Regions from separate parts of the Homo sapiens genome. Here region 2 is linked to region 1. Evidence: chromatin loops called from intact Hi-C (ENCODE). Cell type or tissue: GM12878. All regions are shown on one strand. Each heading gives the region's core, and the rest is flanking DNA. Links, peaks and the distances in the headings are about the cores only.

Region 1 (5,379 bases), core at 151-5,150:
GGTCTTCAAACCAGCATTCTCAGCCTCACCTGGGAACCTGCAAATTCTCAGGCTTCACCTCAGACCTATTGAATCAAAACCTCTGGGTGTGGGTCCCAGAAATCTGTGTTTTAACAAACCCTCCAGAAAATTTTGATGTATACTAAAATTTGAGATTATGCGGGATCTTACTTCTTAGTGGTAGTTAAAACTCCTGCCCAAGATCAGGTGAAATTATAGTGCTTACCCCTTGTCTCCATCTCTCCATCCATCAGTCTTTCTGCTTCTTACTTTTTAATGTGCCAAACTCCCTCCCTCTCTCCTGTCTACTATATCCCCACTCTAATACTCTATCCAATAATAATAGTGGATGTTGGGTGACCCTCTGCTTGGCTGGATCATTACCACTCTATCAGTGTAGCCATCTTCGTCTGATCTTAGGGTTCCTAGAGATAGGGCCTATGATGTACTAACAGATTACACTGTATTTATTGGTTCGGGAAAAGGGAATCATGGTACAACCAGAAGTGGCAGAGTTGGGAGATCTCTCTCAAGTCCCAGAGCTCATACTCTTAACCTTAAAAGCACTCACGCCTTTGCTTCATCATTGGTCTCTTTCTGGGATGTTCTTTCCCGCCTTTGCTGACTGTGGATCCTGCCCATCCTTCAAGATGGAGCTCTGTTATGTTAAATGGATTTAAGTGGGGGAAAATAAAGTTTGTACATGGTTTGGCCCTGTTGTGGTTTGATCTCTGGCTGTGCTCTCCTATTTTATTTCCTTCCTGTTTTTATCTCCCACACACCTTCCCAGCCACACCAGCTTCCTTACTATGCCACTAATACAGTAAGCATGCTCCTGCCTCAGAGCATTTGCACTTCCCTTTCCTCTTAGAACACTTTTCACACCTAGGGCAGAGGTCCCCAACCTTTTTGGCACTAAAGATAGGTTTTGTGGAAGACAATTTTATCATGGATTGGGTGTGGGCAGGGGGGATGGTTTCGGGATGATTCAAGTGCATTACATTTATTGTGCACGTTATTTATATTATTATTACATTGTAATATATAATGAATATACTGAATGAATATAATGAATGTAATATATAATGAAATATACAATTTAATGTAGAATCAGTGGGAGCCCTGAACTTGTTTTCCTGCAACGAGACGGTCCCATCTGGATGGAGGTGATGGGAGACAATGACAGATCATCAAGCATTAGATTCTCACAAGGATTTTGCAACCTAGATCCCTTGCATGCACAGTTCACAATAGGGTTCACGCTCCTATGAGAATCTAATGCTGCCACTGATCTGACAGGAGGTGGAGCTCAGGCGGTAATGCCAGTGATGGGGAGCAGCTGTAAATACAGATGAAGCTCAGCCTCCTCTCACCTCCTGCTGTGCGACCTGGACAGATACCGGTCTGTGGCCTGGGGGTTGGGGACCCCTGCCCTATGGGACTCTTCCCCTACACATTTACATGGCTTTCTCCTTCTGGTCATTCAGAATGCTGCTCAAATGTTACTTATTACACTACCTCAGAGGGGCCTTTCATGACCACCCTATCTGAAGTAGCTCTGTAATCATTTTATTTCCTTTTGTTATGCCTTATTTTTCTTCATAGCATTTCTCATGATTTAACCTTTAATTATGTCTTTATTTGTTTATTGTTGCTCTTGACCCCGAATGCAAGCTCTGTGAGGACAGGGACTTTCTAGATTTTTTCCTTTGTTATTTTATCTCTAGTGCCTAACGAAGTACTTGGTATATATAAGGTGCTCAAGAAATATTTTTGGATGAAAGTCAGAGTTATGAAAAAAATTGATTTTTTTTTTTCTCTGAGACAGAGGCTTGCCCGTCACCCAGGCTGGAGTGCAATGGCGCAATCTCGGTTCACTGCAACCTCTGCCTCCCTGGTTCAGACGATTCTCCTGCCCCAGCTTCCCGAGTAGCTGAGATTACAGGCGCCCACCACCACGCCCGGCTAATTTTTGTATTTTTAGTAGAGACGGGGTTTCACCATATTGGCCAGGCTGGTCTCGAACTCCTGACCTCGTGATCCGCCCACCTCGGCCTCCCAAAGTGCTGGGGTTACAGGCGTGAGCCACTGCGCCCGGCAAAAAATTGAATTTTTAATGACACTCGGGATATTGCAAAGAATGCAATAAGCAAAGATTGGAAAAAATGCACCAAAATGCATTAGAATTTAAGAACTGTAGGAAATTTGTATTTCCCCACATGTACTTTAACATATTTTATAAATTCCTGAAATAATCATATTTTACTTATATTAGAAAAAATAAACACATTTGTGGGTAAAATAAAAAGCATTTAAGTTGCTTTTTGATTTGTACATCTCATGCTTTTTTTTTTCTTTAAGAGATGGCGGGGGGAGGGGGAGGTGGGCGGGGGGGTCTCACTGTGTTGCCCAGCTGGTCCGGAACTCTTGCCTCAGGTAATCCTCCCACATAGGCCTCCCAAAGTGTTGGGATTACAGGCGTGGCCACCGTGTCCGGCCCTACATCTTACGCCTTTAGTCCTGCGGGTTTTTTTGTTAGTTTGTTTTCTGCCACGGGTCTGGCGGAAAGATTTCCCTACTCCAGCTCACTGCTGCCTGTCAACCACCAGATGGCAGCATTCAACTTCCAAAAACTGGCCTTTCGTTAACTTCTCACAAACCGCAGTAAAATAAAGGAAAAAAGAAAACTCTTATGGTTAAACAAATTGTGGAGTTTTGGGCTACTTCAGAAAATAGATATTCGTTTGAAGGTGGAAAATATTTTATCCTTAAACCAGTTTCTCAATTTAATTCGGACAGTTGATCTTCAGGGTATTCAAACAACTAATCCTGAAAGTCTACTAGTAAAGAGGAGTTATGGCATAATTTTGCATTTCTCAGAACCACACCTGGCAGCTGTGGTAGTCAAGACCAGCCTTCTTTGGAAACGTTTTGGCATCTGCGCGAAAAGCGTAACTTTAAGACCTCTGAACAATTCTTCTCCCATCGCCACAGCTATAACTAATGCTCCCCCAAATCACTTTCCTTTACCAGATAAGTAACCAGGGAACTTTAAACGCCTGTTCGCTTTTTAAATTCAAATATCCCTCAGGGAATTTGAATTGTTATAGGTTTTTGTGTTTTGTTTTGTTTTTGAGACAAGGTCTTGCTCTGTCCCCCAGGCTGGAGTGCAGTGGCATGATCTCGGCTCACTGCAACCTCCACCTCCCGGGTTCAAGCGATTCTTGTGCCTCAGCCTCCCAAGTAGCTGGGACTACAGGCTCGTGCCACAGCACGAGGCTAATTTTTGCATTTTTAGTAGAGACGAGGTTTCACCATGCTGGCCAGGCTGGTCTTGAACTCCTGACCTCAGTGGATCTGCCCACCTTGGCCTCCCAAAGTGCTGGGATTACAGGCGTAAGCCACCGTGTCTGGCCATGAGTTGTCATAGAATTTTAGTGTCGTAAATCGTAATAAAATATAGTTTTATTTTGATTTTAAGGAAATAAATCTGGGACTAAGGGCTTAAACAACTTTCCCATGATTAGATAGCTACTTAGTGGCAGAGCTAAATGAAACAAGGCCTAGGTCTCCTACCTTCAGCCCACTGTAGGCTTTATGTTTATTTAGGTTCTGCTATTATATATATCATACTGCTTTTTTTTATGAATATATACCTTGCAATAGTACGCTGTCTGGGGCTCGCTTTAAAATATTTTAGAAATCAATCACCCATTCAGCAAAATATATAAATTATGTATAATTTATAAATAAATATTAGCTGGGCATGATGAGGCAGCCGCAGTCCCAGGTACTCGGGAGGCTGAGATGGGAGGATTGCTTGAGCCAGGGAGGCAGAGGCTGCAGTGAGCCGAGATCATGCCACTGCACTACAGCCTGAGTTATGGAGTGACACCCTGCCTCAAAAAAAAAAAAAAAAAAGAAAAAGAAAAAAACAAGAAATTTATAAATAAATAATATACAGTATATGAAATTATATAATAAATATAATAAAGTTTTTTTAAGAGTATATCTTATTGAGATACCAAGGAAGGAACATTAAAAAAGATGGAATGGAAAATGGAGAGGTTGAGGATGAGGACAAATTTCTTCCAGTTACTTCTTCATCTACTGGTGATGCTTGACTGAATCAGCTGTGTGATCTTAGGGAAGTCATTTCCCCTCTATAAGCTTGTTTCTTCATCTGGTAAGTGAGGTCTTTAGGAACGATGGCCCTAAAGGTACCTGGAAGCAATATGCATCTCAGCTCCCTACGAAAACCCCCAAATATTTAAATTCCTCTTTGGATTTTCTGAAAGGGATGGCAAAAGAAGCCTCAGATCAGGTAGAGCCCCATGGTTCTGACTAAATCATTTCTGACAGCTAGGCAGTTCCACGGCCCCACAGTTCCTCAGAATGCTCCAAAGCCACCAGTTCTGAACTGGGACTGAAGTCTTTAGGAAGCAGCCATACTTAGTGTTGCAGTTTCCCCATAGCTTAAGGGTACCCAAGGAACATGGCTATGTACCACTCCCATGGCTCCCCGAGGCTTCCATTTAAATGTAAGAACACAGACTGAGGTGGACCAAAGTTTAAATCCCACCTCTGCCACTTCCTAGACGTGTATGATCTTAGTTATTTCTAGTTCTCAATCTCCCCATAAATAAAACTGTTGGGAAAATTCAGTATTCAATAAAGGTGAGTAAGAAGGTAGATAGAGAGGTAGACAGAGAGGTGATAGGATAATATATTTGAGATATTGAATTTTTGCCCTCCAGGAGTTCGCCCCCTTCCCATTCAAAGTGCTAGTCATTTCGGTACTCATTTTCTCAGTGGTGGCATGTGACTATCATAAGGCATAAACAGTAAGATCTTTCTGACTTAAGAGGGCAAAATCTTCAGGCAGTGGTGTGCTGGAGCCGGTTCCAACTGGCTCCTTGAGCTAAAATTAACCATTTTAAAGTAAACAACTCAGTGGCGCACATCTTGTTCCAAAACATTTCCATCAATCACTACAAAATAAAACCCCACACCAATTAAGAAGTTACTCCCCATTCATCCTCCTTTCAGGCTCTGGTAACAACCATTCTACTTTTCATTTCTCTGGATCTTCCTATTCTGGATATTTCATATAAGTGGAATCGTGTGCCCTTTTGTTCCTGACTTCTTTCACCTAGTGTGACGTTTCTAAAGTTCATCCACTTTGTAGCATGTATCAGTACTTCATTCCTTTTTACGGCTGAATAATGTTCCATTGTATGAATATACCACTTTTGTTTGTCCATTCATTAATTGATGGACATTTGGACTGTTTCCTCTTTTTAGTTGTTATGAATAATACTACTGTGAACATTCCTGTATAATTTTTTTTGTGTAAACATATGTTTTAAATTTTCTTGG
Region 2 (5,379 bases), core at 108-5,107, 620 kb after region 1:
ATCTGTCTATCTATATATAATGTGATAAATGGTCTAATAGTTGCTCTACAGTACATACACCTCAGATTCACATTTTGCAGACTTCACAAATTCATAGAATTTTACAAATGTATGGGATTCCAGGAATCATTTGACACAATCCCCACACTTGAGCTCATTGTAAACCAAAGCTCGAGAGCAGATAAGGGTGGATCCCATAGTCTCTGACTTCTAGTTTACGCCAACATTTACCAAACCAGAGCAGTTTAAGACTACCTTTGACATGTGGGTTACCAAAGATAGTCCACACTGCATTATAGCATGTGGATTTGTTTGTCTTTTTTAGTATAATTTCTGTACCTACTAAGAACTTTCACATATATCATCCTATCTAGTCCTCCCAGCAATCATGAAAATAATTGTTAAGCCTATTTTGTAGATGATAAACTGAGACCCAAAGAAGTCAACAGATTTGCCTACACTTTACAGATCATATCAGGCAAAGCCAAGTTTTAAACCCATACGATTTGACTTCAGACCTCGCTCTTTCTGCTATGCCACACTGCCTTCACTCTCTGGGAATCAGTCAAGTGTCAATTTGTATTGTTTGAAAATTTTTTCTATATGTTATGATGTTTTGTTTTGTTTATTTATTTATTTATGACAGAGTCTTGCTCTGTCGCCCAGGCTGGGGCGCAGTGGCACGATCTCAGCTCACTGCAACCTCCGCCTCCCGGGTTCAAGCGATTCTCCTGCCTCAGCCCCTCAAGCAGCTGGGACCACAGGCACTTGGCACCACACCCAGCCAATTTTTGCATTTCCAGCAGAGATGGGGTCTCGCCGTGCTGACCAGGCTGGTCCGGAACTCCTGACCTCATGGGATCAGCCCGCCTCGGCCTCCCAAAGTGCCAGGACCACAGGCGTGAGCCACCGCGCCTGGCCAAAACAGACTTTTTGAAAAGGATAAGGAAGAGGATTCAGAAGGATAAAGAGCACTCACCCATAACCCTAGCATCTGGAGATGACCCGGGATCGCAGAGGTATCCTCTTTTTCTGTTCACTCTGTGTGCCCTGCAACAAGATAGCCAACTATCCTTCACTGGATTTTGGGCTGATTGTCAAAGTGATAGCCAAAAGGTGGCAGTGTATATATTCAACCCACCCAGCCAACTGAGAGAGTGCTTTCAGGCTAGGATATCAGCTCTTGGATCAACCGTGATTTCTGAAGAAAGTATAACATTAAAATCAACCCTAATTATTTATTGAAAAATCCCACAAATGTAATTTGAGGCTGTCATAAAGAGGCAGCTTTCCATGAACAGTCCCATATGAAACCAGAGGATACCTCTGACTTCTCTCATTCCTGTGGGGGAATCACAACCATCATGTCTTGGCATCTATCCTCACAGAGCTTCCTTCTTGGTCTGTGTACTTGTGTGGGTATGGAGAAATAAATTTCTTCACAAGTGTGTTTTCTCCATCATGCATAAATAAAATAACAGAGGGGAAATGAAAAGAATCTGGGAGTATGTTGACTCTGCACAGAGATGCAAAGTCCAGTGGAGGTGTTTTGTGAAAGCCACAAATTATAAGAGAGTCTATCACATGTAAGCATCTTGGTGTCAAAGAGAAAGTCAAAGGCAGACATACCTCTGCATTTGCCTTTATTCACACTGGACACTAAAAACATACACACAAGGAAAAATGACACAATTCTCACTGTAGGCAGAGTCAGGAGGATGAATAGAAGGCAGAGGGGAAACTTGGGAGTGTCCATCATGCAGTGTTAAGGGCTACCACTTAATTGGGAGGAATCTCTATCCACAGTGGCATCTCCAAGGTGGTTATGGGAGAAAGGAAGAGAAAAAGAAGAAAACACACATAGATACACAATTAAGGAAGAAAGTAGAGGCATGTGTGTTTGCATGTATACATGCATGTATGAATGCACAAATGAGTGAATGTGGGGGTGCTGCAGGGAGAGAAGACCCACACTTTCATGTAGAGCTTCCTTGAAGGGGCTGCAGAACCAAAGGCCCCCACCATGGTCACCTGCCTGTGTGGAACCACTGGGCCTTCCTTCTGACCCACGGAACCCCAATCTGGAGCACCCAATGGGGGACTGCCTACCTGAGACCCCTGGAGGTAAGCCAAGGCATCATTTCCCCAGTCTTCACAATTTACATGGCCCCTGCCAATTTCTGCTGCTCCCACAATGGCTTACTACTCCCTCTTGGGCCTCCTGAGCCAGTATACTGGATGAGGTTGTTTTGCTGGGCTCCCTTGGGCTTGGCCTGGCTCCATCAGTACAGAAGACAGCCAGTGACTCCATAATAAGAGGGAAAATCTAGGTACTAATTCCACCTCAAGCTATGAGTCAGTACCCCCATGAAAGAATTTTACCCAAGTTTGGTGTGGTGGCTCAATCCTGTAATCCCAGCACTTTGAGAGACTGAGGTGGGAGGATCAGTTGAGCCCAGGAATTTGAGACCAGCCTGGGCAACATAGCAAGACGTGTCTCTAAATATAAAAACAAACAAAAATCTACTCAAGATGATCCTTATAACACTCACAAATGTGCTCAGAAAACTAGGAACCCCTTTATAAAAAATTCAAACTTAAAGCTCATAAGGAGATGATGTAGAAAAACAAGTACATCTATTCTTTTTGATGAATGTTTGCACACAGACATATTTCTCACTGAGGGCCTGAGAAGAAGAAAACCCCTTCTCCCAACAGATTAAGCCCCACTTCCAGTGATTGGATTAGTTTTGGGCCTTCCTTGGCATTTTTTCATCCACAAAGGGTAGAGGGTAAGGTATGACAGGCCAGGTTGATTGGCATTTCTGGAGCAACAGTGCCATCAAGCGGAAGCTCTTTGAGCATGGATTCCAGCCCTTCTCCATGTATCTGGAGGGTAAGGTTTCTTATAGGAGAAAGGGTGGGTTTGGGGCACTCAGAAAATTCTGGGGCTGGATGTGTGCACCTGACTGGGTACCTCCAGAGTCAGTGTGAAAGCAAGGGAGCCAGGCTCACCCACTAAGGAACCCTGGCTTGTCAGGCCTGCCAAGCTCGGGAGGTGGTAGAAGCCAGGTCTCATTGGCTGCCATGTTTAGACACCTGCGATACTGGAGAGCATTCAGACTATGGATCTTTGCTCTTGGTGTAGATGTAAGTTCAGGGGAATAAAGGGGGAACTGCCCTGAAGGTCTCAGGGATGTGGGAAACCTGAGAACCAATGTCCCATCTGGAGGACCCAGACAAAGAAAAAGAGAAGGAAGAACAGCCACATTGCCAGGTGCAGCCCATAAAGAAAATAATTTCCTGATTGCTGGGTACTACAATGAGATAAGAAAGAGTAATTCAAGTGTGGTGCATTTCAAGTTTTTTTTCTGGTTTCTTATCTCTCCCCTCAAAGAAAGGCTGGGTTAAGCGTGCCACAGGATGCCATTCTTTCCATTTTCTCACTAGTGCAGAGAGTGCCAGTACCCACTGGTTATATATCAATTGAGCAGGACATCATCCTACAGAGTGAGTAGAACTGATTCTACATTGAGAATTCATTTCAGTTTGGGAATATTCCAGGATTGCCTGATTTCCTGGTCTCCAGGGGTAACATCCATTTTGGCTCCTCTTGGAAGATACCTAAATCAACACACATGGGGTTGCATGGTCCGTGGGCTTAGCTTTCCCATTGCATTGACTAAGGCTGAAGGAGCATGCTCAGACAACCAATCTCAAAGCTGCGGACCCGTCAGATTTTCTAGGTCTGGATTTGACCTCAGGGCTTGGCAAAGATAAGGCTGGTTGGCCCCCAAATATTCTGCCTACATACACTTAGGAAAATTCACACATGAAAAATAAAGCATAGCAAGCAGAGGATTTCAGCACCCATCTGGTAGGTTTCAAATAAAAAGGGTGAACTGCTGGGCTTTGAGATGTCCTACTTGACCTTTGGGAAAGTGCTGACCGGGAAGCAAATCCCCAGGAAGGCAGGAGCTAAGAAAGGGCACAACCCACCCTACAGGCTTTCCAGAAATGGCCTCTGGAGAGAGGCAGAAACTACAGAAAAAGGCTATGTGCCAATGAGCATGCACCTCCTTCCTAGCAAGGCACGCCTGATTAACAGGGGTTTGGAGGATAGGTGGGGGTGGGTGGATCTGGGCAAAATGGGGAAGAAGAACACTGGGGCTGGGCACACACACACACAAAATGCAGTTGGAAAACAGGAGGCAACTGAACCCAAAAATGAGAGATACATGAAGGGGGTCCTAAACTTTGAGTCTCAGCGACCACAGCAAGCACACATGGAGACTTCAAAAGGCAGGGGTTAAAGGAAAGTAACTTCCACTCTTGCGGATTGCCTAAATGTCCCCGACTCTTGGAAAAGTCAATCTGTAAAAAAGAAGTCTGCAAAGGCAGCCAACTAAATGCATGTTCCTTGTGGGAGGTAGAACCTGCAACACGGAGGACAGGTCTCTGCTACGGTGGCAGCAACCGTAAGACTTGGTACTGCAGGCAGCAAAGAGGGAGGAAGAACAATGGCCACAGGCTTTGTGAAAAGTCCTGAGCTGCTAGTCCCACCCATATCATGGCCACCACCAGGCTCCCAAGCCATGGCTTCCTGTATGAGAAATGCCAGGCATCCTGGCTGGCCAACTTATACTGGCACCTATATCTGAAGCTTCCATAGCCCCACTTCATTCAGGCCTCCAGGGAGCTCGGATTCCTGCAGGCAAAGGCCACAGTCCTGCCTGGTCCCCCACAGCATCCCAAGCCACTCCTCCTCAGGCAAGTACAGGGAAGGGTGCACAGGATTGCCAAGCGAGTTCCTCTTGATGGCAGTATTGCTCCAGAAATGCCCACCTGCCCTTCCCCCAGGTCCACTCCCTCCACCCTTTGCAGAGGAAAAAACACCAACCGTGCTCCGAACACAACCAATCACCATCTCGGCCACTTTAGGCCAGCTCTGGCCCACCTGCAGGGCCCTGTCCTTGGCAGATGGGACTCGGCGGGATCCTTCTACTAGCCTGCCTTCATGACAAACCAGAAAGCGGTCCCCTTGGACCACTCTGGGGATGGACCCAACCTAACCGCATCCCTAACGATACCCTTAGGATGGGAGGATGCTGGAACCCACAGGGAAGAGAAGGAGACTGGGCACACAGTAGGATCCCAGCCCTGGCCCTGCCCCCCGGGACACATTGGCACTTGGGCATTCTCATGGGTCACTGCAAGGCCAGCTTGACCAAGAGGTCAAAGGCGACTGGCGTCCCACTGACCGCTGGGGGTTTGGCCTCAAACTTCAGGTGAACCTACAATTCCAGAATAGTGGGACTGGGTCCTGGGCCCTTCTCACGTGGCAGCACCGGCAAGGGGCTGGGGGAAGAGCCCACACCA

The links. Peaks named below come from ENCODE experiments on the same cell type or tissue, not always from the same donor. Only the 100,000 strongest peaks of a DNase experiment are listed, where the experiment ranks them.
Region 2: it touches region 1 in a loop (6-fold over the local background); 4 of 110 quality-filtered maps call a loop at or near these places.

What each region holds. Positions count from the first base shown.
Region 1 is chrX:115,328,124-115,333,502 of GRCh38, forward strand. No RefSeq gene overlaps it. Among named protein-coding and RNA genes, the nearest start is that of LUZP4, 41 kb to the left of the region's middle. In GM12878, for the core only: a CTCF peak has its summit at 2,612 (motif pointing right); a DNase peak (open chromatin) is centred at 2,618.
Region 2 is chrX:115,945,407-115,950,785 of GRCh38, forward strand. All of the region lies in intron 1 of DANT2 (DXZ4 associated non-coding transcript 2, distal), which reads right to left. Among named protein-coding and RNA genes, the nearest start is that of DANT2, 21 kb to the right of the region's middle. In GM12878, for the core only: CTCF peaks have their summits at 2,842 (motif pointing left) and 4,824; DNase peaks (open chromatin) are centred at 2,815 and 4,790.